Linked DNA regions of Homo sapiens: regions 2 and 3 are each linked to region 1. The links are chromatin loops, found by intact Hi-C in ENCODE. Cell type or tissue: ascending aorta. All regions are shown on one strand.

Evidence for each region. Peaks named below come from ENCODE experiments on the same cell type or tissue, not always from the same donor. Only the 100,000 strongest peaks of a DNase experiment are listed, where the experiment ranks them.
Region 2: it touches region 1 in a loop (2.7-fold over the local background); 25 of 110 quality-filtered maps call a loop at or near these places.
Region 3: a loop joins it to region 1, with 2.8 times the contacts of the local background. A loop is called at or near these places in 80 of 110 quality-filtered maps.

What each region holds. Positions count from the first base shown.
Region 1 is chr1:146,011,994-146,014,493 of GRCh38, reverse strand. No RefSeq gene overlaps it. Among named protein-coding and RNA genes, the nearest start is that of HJV, 8.5 kb to the left of the region's middle. In ascending aorta, a CTCF peak has its summit at 1,310 (motif pointing right); a DNase peak (open chromatin) is centred at 1,313.
Region 2 is chr1:145,908,900-145,911,399 of GRCh38, reverse strand. ITGA10 (integrin subunit alpha 10) reads left to right here and starts at 1,350. Exons shown (of 30, transcript NM_003637.5): 1 at 1,350-1,437. The coding sequence starts at 1,386. PEX11B (peroxisomal biogenesis factor 11 beta) reads left to right here. Exons shown (of 4, transcript NM_003846.3): 4 at 1-50. In ascending aorta, a CTCF peak has its summit at 1,156 (motif pointing right); DNase peaks (open chromatin) are centred at 1,219 and 2,219; H3K4me3 peaks cover 1,266 bases; H3K27ac peaks cover 1,978 bases.
Region 3 is chr1:145,890,548-145,893,047 of GRCh38, reverse strand. It overlaps ITGA10 (integrin subunit alpha 10), which reads left to right. Exons shown (of 30, transcript NM_003637.5): 30 at 185-1,840. The coding sequence ends at 250. Among named protein-coding and RNA genes, the nearest start is that of ANKRD35-DT, 5.6 kb to the right of the region's middle. In ascending aorta, a CTCF peak has its summit at 1,010 (motif pointing left); a DNase peak (open chromatin) is centred at 967; H3K4me3 peaks cover 1,146 bases; H3K27ac peaks cover 2,500 bases.

The sequences.
Region 1 (2,500 bases):
TACACTTACCATACAAACCAGACATTCCAAACTTAGGTACTGACCCAAGAGAAATGATAACATGTGCTGCACAAAAACTTATATACAAATGCTTATAACAGTTTTATCTGTAATAACCAAAAACTGGAAACAACTCAATGTTGAAATGGTGAATGGATACACCAACTGCAGTAAATTCACATAATTGAATACACAGCAATAAAATGAAATTAATTCCTGATATACACAACATGGATAAATCTCAAAGTAATTATGCAAGTGAAAAAAGCTGTTGCCCCGCAAAAAAAAAAAAAGAGTATATACCATCTGCTTCCATTCATATCAAATTATTAAAAATCTTCAGCAGATCATGGACTGTAAAAATATATAAAATGTTAGCAAACATATAGTGAGAAAAGGTGATCAATGGTTGCTTAAGGAATGGGCAGAGTGAAGGAGGGATGGCTTACAAAGGGGCATGAAGTAGGCCGGATGCGGTGGCTCACACCAGCAATCCCAGCATTTTGGGAGGCTTAGGAGGGTGGATAACTTGAAGCCAGGGGTTTGAGACCAGCCTGGCCAACATGGCAGAACCCTGTCTCTAATAAAAAGCCCTGTCTCTACTAAAAACCCTGTCTCCACTAAAAACCCTGTCTCCACTAAAATGCCCTGTCTCTACTGGGTGTGGTAGCATGAGCCTGAAATCCCAGTTACTCAGGAGGCTGAGGCACAAGAATCGCTTGAACCCAGGAGGTGGAGGTTGCACAAAGCCGACATCACGTGACTGCACTCCAGCCTACGCGATACAGCAAGACTCTGTCTCAAAACAACCCAAAGGGGCATGACGAAACTCATGGGGGTGATAGATATGTTCATCATTTTGATTGTGACAGTGGTTTCATGGATATATATATATATTTGTATATGTCAAAACCCATGAAATGACACACCTTAAATATGTACAATTTATCATACACCAAGTATACGTCAATAAAGCTGTAGTTTTTTTTTTTTTTAATTGAGTAGCACATCTTTCTCTCTTTTCTTGGTAGATCAGACAAAAGGCTTAGAATGACCATAGCATGACAAGGAAGATTACAACAGAGACTTTTCTTCTTCTAGGAAACATACAAAAGAAGAGGATAACAGAACAAAGGAAAGACCTTATTTAGTGATTTTATATTCTCCGCTACTCCTATGACAAGGACCACATTCCTTCCTCCAGAATGTCATTCTCAAAGTCAGAGACCACAGAAAGGAGATTTTCCGATTTAAGAACATCAACCCTGTGAATCATAATTCTGTCTTTCCACTTCACCAAGAGTCAGCAGGTGGTGCTAGTGACTAAAAAGTGACTTGGCAGACAATGAGGCAAGTTTCCAGGAAAAGAAAAATTATCGTCTAAGATTATCTGATATGTTGACCATTTGAAAGAAAATATTAATAGGCATTTGCCAGAATTGACATTTAGGAAATAAACTGAAGATAGGTACATAGTAAACAAAGTAAAATTTTAAATAAATTATAATTTAACAATAAAGGGTTGTTCAAGACATGAAACAATCAATATATACTACTTGGCTCCTCAATGGATATCATTTACACAGTAATACTAATGTAAACACTGACTATTGATTCAGCCAGAACTATGCTATAACTTTCTATTGGGAGGATGAGGTAAGGGGAAAGGAAAGGTGGGAATATAGCATGATGTAAGAGTTAAAATTTCAATTACTATAACCATAAGAGAGTAGATATGTCTAATATTTATTTTGTTTCCTTTTTTTTTTTTTTTTTTGAGACAAGAGTCTCTCACTGTTGCCCAGGCTGGAGTGCAGTGGCGCAATCTCAGCTCACTGCAACCTCTGCATCCCGGGTTCAAGCGATTCTCCTGCCTCAGCCTCCCAAGTAGCTGCGACTACAGGCATGCACCACCAGGCCCGTCTACTTTTTGTATTTTTAGTAGAGATGGGTTTCACCATGTTGGTCAGGCTGGTCTCAAACTCCTGACCTCAAGAGATCCATCCACCTCAGCCTCTCAAAATATATATGTAATGTTAGCACATATATAGTGAGAAAAGGAGCTCAATGGTTGCTTAAGGGATGGGCAGAGAGGAGGAGGGATGGCTTACAAAGGGGTATGAAGCAGGCTCTGTCGCTCTCGCTGTATCGCCAGACTGGAGTGCAGTGGCCCAATCTCAGCTCACTCTATCCTCCATCTCCCGGGTTCAAACAATTCTCATGCCTCAGCCTCCCAAGTAGCTGGGATTACAGGCGTGAGCCACCACACCCAGCCTAGTTGTATTTTTATATTTTCAACACCTAGTCTGGCACATGATCTGTAAATGTTTTTAATAAGGAAAATAGTCCAGGCACGGTGGTTTACGCCTGTAATCCCAGCACTTTGGGAGGCCAAGGCTGGCGGATCACCTGAGGCCAGGAGTTCAAGACCAGCCTGGCCAACATGGGAACCCCATCTCCACTAAAAATACAAAAATTAGCCCAGCGTGGTGGCGTGGGC
Region 2 (2,500 bases), 100 kb after region 1:
GAAGAGCAAGCCTTTCAGGTAAGCAAATTAAAGTTCAGTTTGCTCATCGACATTTGGTCTGGTCCCTCATTTTTTGGTAATTTGAGGCCCCTATTCCTGTCACTGTGGTTTGGGTTTTTCTCGGGATTAGCCACTAACATCACCCACATTATTTTTCTTGAGCACCTACAGTATGTAAAGCAACATACTTAGTGGGCATCCAAAAATCTAAGAAGCTCCACACTCCCAACTTTAAGAAGTTTATAACCTAGCTGAGGAGTTGGGGTGGCAGAGGAGTGGTCTAATACTAAAGTTATTGTCCTGGCTCCACAAAGCACATCTCATACCAGTTCAGATATAATCCCTCTAAGAAGCAGAATGCCATATGACAGCATAGGCTAAGAGCCAAGGACAGAACCAAGTGGAGTGGGGCTGGTAAGGATTTGGAGCTGTGTCTTCACAAGTTGAGACTCCCCTGGGTGGGTAGGGAAATGATACCACTGCTATCAGCTCTTTCATTTTCCATATTCCAGGTTGAGATAAATAAGGTTAGGAAGTGAATCTATCGGCCAGGCGTGGTGGCTCACGCCGGTAATCCCAGCACTTTGGGAGGCCGAGGCAGGTGGATCTCTTAAGGTCAGGAGTTCAAGACCAGCCTGGCCAACATGGTGAAACCCTGCCTCTACTAAAAATAAAAAATTAGCCAGGCATGGTGGCATGTGCCTGTAGTCCCAGCTACCTGGGAGGCTGAGGCATGAGAAATGCTTGAACGTGGGAGACAGAGGTTGCAGTGAGCCAAGATTGTGCCACTGCACTCCAGCCTGGGTGACAGAGTGAGACTCTGCCTTAAAAAAGAAAAAAAAAAATCTGAATCTATCTCCTATCTCCCAGCTGGGTGCAGTGGCTCACTTTGGGAGGCTGAGGTGGGAGGATTCCTTGAGTTCAGGAGTTCAAGACCAGCCTGGGTAACATAGTGAAACCCTGTCTGTATTCTCAATATAAATAATTTGTCTAAAACTTTTAAACAAAAGTTTAAGATTCTTTTCTTATAAAAAAGAATCCATCTCCCACTCCTGTTCCAAATTTGAGGAAAGCATTATTGACCTGGCAACAATAAACAGTAGAAAAAAAGAAATAGCAGAAATGGGCAAAAAAATATGTTCTCTGGATATAGAGATGAGGCCTCCAGGGGGCAGCACCAAGGCAGAGAAATAGACTAAGATCGCTCAGTGTTTTCCTTGGTCTGGGGCTCCCCACAGTTCCCCACCATCACTCCTCCCATTCCTTCCAACTTTATTTTTAGCTGCCATTGGGAGGGGGCAGGATGGGAGGGAAAGTGAAGAAAACAGAAAAGGAGAGGGACAGAGGCCAGAGGACTTCTCATACTGGACAGAAACCGATCAGGCATGGAACTCCCCTTCGTCACTCACCTGTTCTTGCCCCTGGTGTTCCTGACAGGTGAGGGAAGTTAACTTCTTGGTTTCTGGTGGGGATGGAAGATACATAGATTGTTTGGAATTGGGACCATTATAGTTAAAATTCTTTGGGATTTAGGTTAGGAAGCGAACACTGGTTGTACATTTCTTGTATGTGTGTCTGTGTCCTTGTGCATTTTTATGCCCTCACATATGACTGTTTGAATATTGAGACTGGCAGGGGCTAAAGCTGCCTAGGACCTTGTGTAAGATTTGTATCTAATAATTATATAATATATAATGTATAATTATATATTATATATAATATACATATAATATATAACAATTATATATTATATATAATATACATATAATATATAACATAATTATATATTATATATAATATACATATAATATGTAACATAATTATATATTATATATAATATACATATAATATATAACATAATTATATATTATATATAATATACATATAATATATAACATAATTATATATTATATATAATATACATATAATATATAACATAATTATATATTATATAGTTATATATTGTATATAATAATTATTATTATTTTTTAAAGATAGGGTCTCACTTTGTTGTCTAGGCTGGAGTGCAGTGGTGCAACCACAGCTCAGTAGTTGGGACTACTAGGTACGCGCCACCACGCACAGCTAATTTTTTTTTTTGAAACAGGGTCTCACTCTGTCATTCAAGCTGGAGTGCAGTGGCATGATCATGGCTCACTCTAGCCTCAACCTCCCAGGCTGAGGTGATCCTTCCACCTTAGCCTCCCGAGTAGCTGGGACTATAGGCGTGTGCTACCACGCCTGGCTAATTTTTTTTTTTTTAGAGACAGAGTTTTGCTATGTTGGCCAGGCTGGTCTTTAACTCCTGGACTCAAGCAATCCGCCCCCGACAGCCACCCAAAGTGCCGGGATTATAGGCATGAGCCACCATGCTTGGCTGAGATTTGTATCTAAATATATAAAATCTTCATCCTAAGCCCTATAGGGGTAAGGAGACAAAAAAGAAATGTGATGTGACCTTCCACGTGGCTAGTCTGATTCCTATTATCCCCTCCCTAAC
Region 3 (2,500 bases), 120 kb after region 1:
CATGCCCAGATCTCCTTCACTGTACCCCACAAATGTTGGTTAAATTATTCTAAGCCAAATAAAATAAATTTGAATTCCATTTTTGGAAACAGAACAAAAGTGAAGACCTCAGATAAGTCTGAGAGCTACTGGCAAGGTTCCCAGTCTAGGCATTTGGCAGTGACGCTTATCTTTTCTTCTACAGCTTGGCTTCTTTGCCCATAAGAAAATCCCTGAGGAAGAAAAAAGAGAAGAGAAGTTGGAGCAATGAATGTAGAATAAGGGTCTAGAAAGTCCTCCCTGGCAGCTTCTTCAAGAGACTTGCATAAAAGCAGAGGTTTGGGGGCTCAGATGGGACAAGAAGCCGCCTCTGGACTATCTCCCCAGACCAGCAGCCTGACTTGACTTTTGAGTCCTAGGGATGCTGCTGGCTAGAGATGAGGCTTTACCTCAGACAAGAAGAGCTGGCACCAAAACTAGCCATGCTCCCACCCTCTGCTTCCCTCCTCCTCGTGATCCTGGTTCCATAGCCAACACTGGGGCTTTTGTTTGGGGTCCTTTTATCCCCAGGAATCAATAATTTTTTTGCCTAGGTGCCTGACTCCTTTCAGATTCCCTCTTTATCTTCCCTCACAGTTTGGAAAGGATGAGGGTTATCTTCCTCGATTCTTCCACCCTCTCACTTTCCTGCCTGTTCCCCACTCCACAGGAGGGAGCTGACGTTGGCTTGAAAGGAGTAAAGTCAACATCTGCTGCTTTCCTGTGGACTCTGGTGATTCATAGAGCCGGATGGGGAGAGTCAACAGGAAAAAAGGAGGGAGGAGGAAAAGCCACAAGAGACATTCTGTACAATTCCAAGGAACAGAGAAGCCTTTAGACAGGCAACTGCCATCCCCCCTGAAACCTGAGACCTGTAGTGCACTCGACCGCCCTCAGGTGTTGGTGAAACAGAGCTGCCCCCAGGCTCGCTGGGCATAGGCTTCCTGATTCCAAGCCTTTTCTGGGAGCAAAGCCAGGGCCTGGTGCCTGATTTTCTGAAGCCAGGAGCCCTCAGGTGGCTGGAGCTGGAATAGCAGGGAGGACTGGGTGTACCTAGGCAGTATTTTCTCTACTTCTCTCAAGTCTTATACTCACTCTTGAGCCCTCCTTGGGGCCTGCTTAGAAAGCAGACAGGAGAGAGAGTACTGCTACTTGATGATGGGAAATGCTTTCACTTTACCAGCTTTGGGAAGCAGCAGCCCCATGGGATCTAAAAGTGTGGAGTCTGCATTAAGAAACCTACATGGGTGGCATGGGGCTCTGGGGAGCAAGCCCTTACTTGCTCAGCACTGGTTATGTAGCACAAATAGCTCCTAGGAAAATGTTTCTGGGGCAACCCTAGAACCCTGGTCATATTTTGCAGGGTTTCTCTGGTGGAATCAGTTTGCCAGCCCTTGCTTGATGCTTACTGGAAATCTCCAGGTTAATTTCTATCTCTGATCCCTCCCCAACCCACTCCATATTTGGGTCATGGACAGTAAAGGCAGTTGGATTCTCATAGACAACTGGGTAACTTATATTTCTTTGTAATCAAGACTTGAGATATCGAAGTCAGTTATTGGTCTCCAGAGTGCAGCTCTGGGAGCCTTTTGAAGAATCAGCACTCATTAAGAGCTGAGAAGAGAGAAGACCTGATTGGGTGGTTGACTAGCAGTCACAGAACCTGTCCTCCCAGGCTGTTCCTGAGGCCTGACCACAGTATTTATTTTGGCATGTCTCTGGCCTTCTGCAGAGGCCCACCCTCATGGGCATTGTCTCTGTTTCCCAGTGGGGTGGACAGTATATCAGATGGTCAGAACAAATAAAGTTCAGTGTCAAATGACTTTTGGCTCTATATGTATTCCCTAGGATATAGACTGCTCAGTAATAGTGAGAGGTAGATACTTGTTTTGCCTGGGATTTTACAGAGTGGAGTCCCTGGAAGGCAAAGTTAAGAAGTATTTTAAATGTTTTCTGTGGCTTTCCCACAGGAGATGTATTCTAGCCTCCTGTAATTCTCACCTGCTTAAGTGACCAGAAAGTATAAAGGTCTGGGAAGCACAGAGGTTTAGATTGAAATCCTATCTGCCATTTATTAGCTGTATGGCCTTCAGCAAATCATAACTTCCTTGAGGCTCAGATAATAAAAGGCTGTGTATTACAGTGGTTAACAATGAAGGCAGATTTGGGTTTAAATCTAGGCTACACAACTTAAAAAGTCTGTTTGACCTAGGACAGACTTAACTTCTCTAAGTCTTGGCTTTCTCATCTTTAAACCTATTAGGGTCATGAAGACAAAATGAAATAATCCAAGAAAAGTGAGCATTTAGTAAATGCTCAGTAAATGGTAACTATTATTATAAAACTATTTTGTCATAAAATAATCTACCATATCATGCCTTGTGAGGATTAAGGGAGAAAGTATACTGGAGCACCAGGTGGTGGTGTTCCTGCTCTCTGACCCATCTCCCAGATTGTGAAGATGTGTTTCTACGTGCTGTTG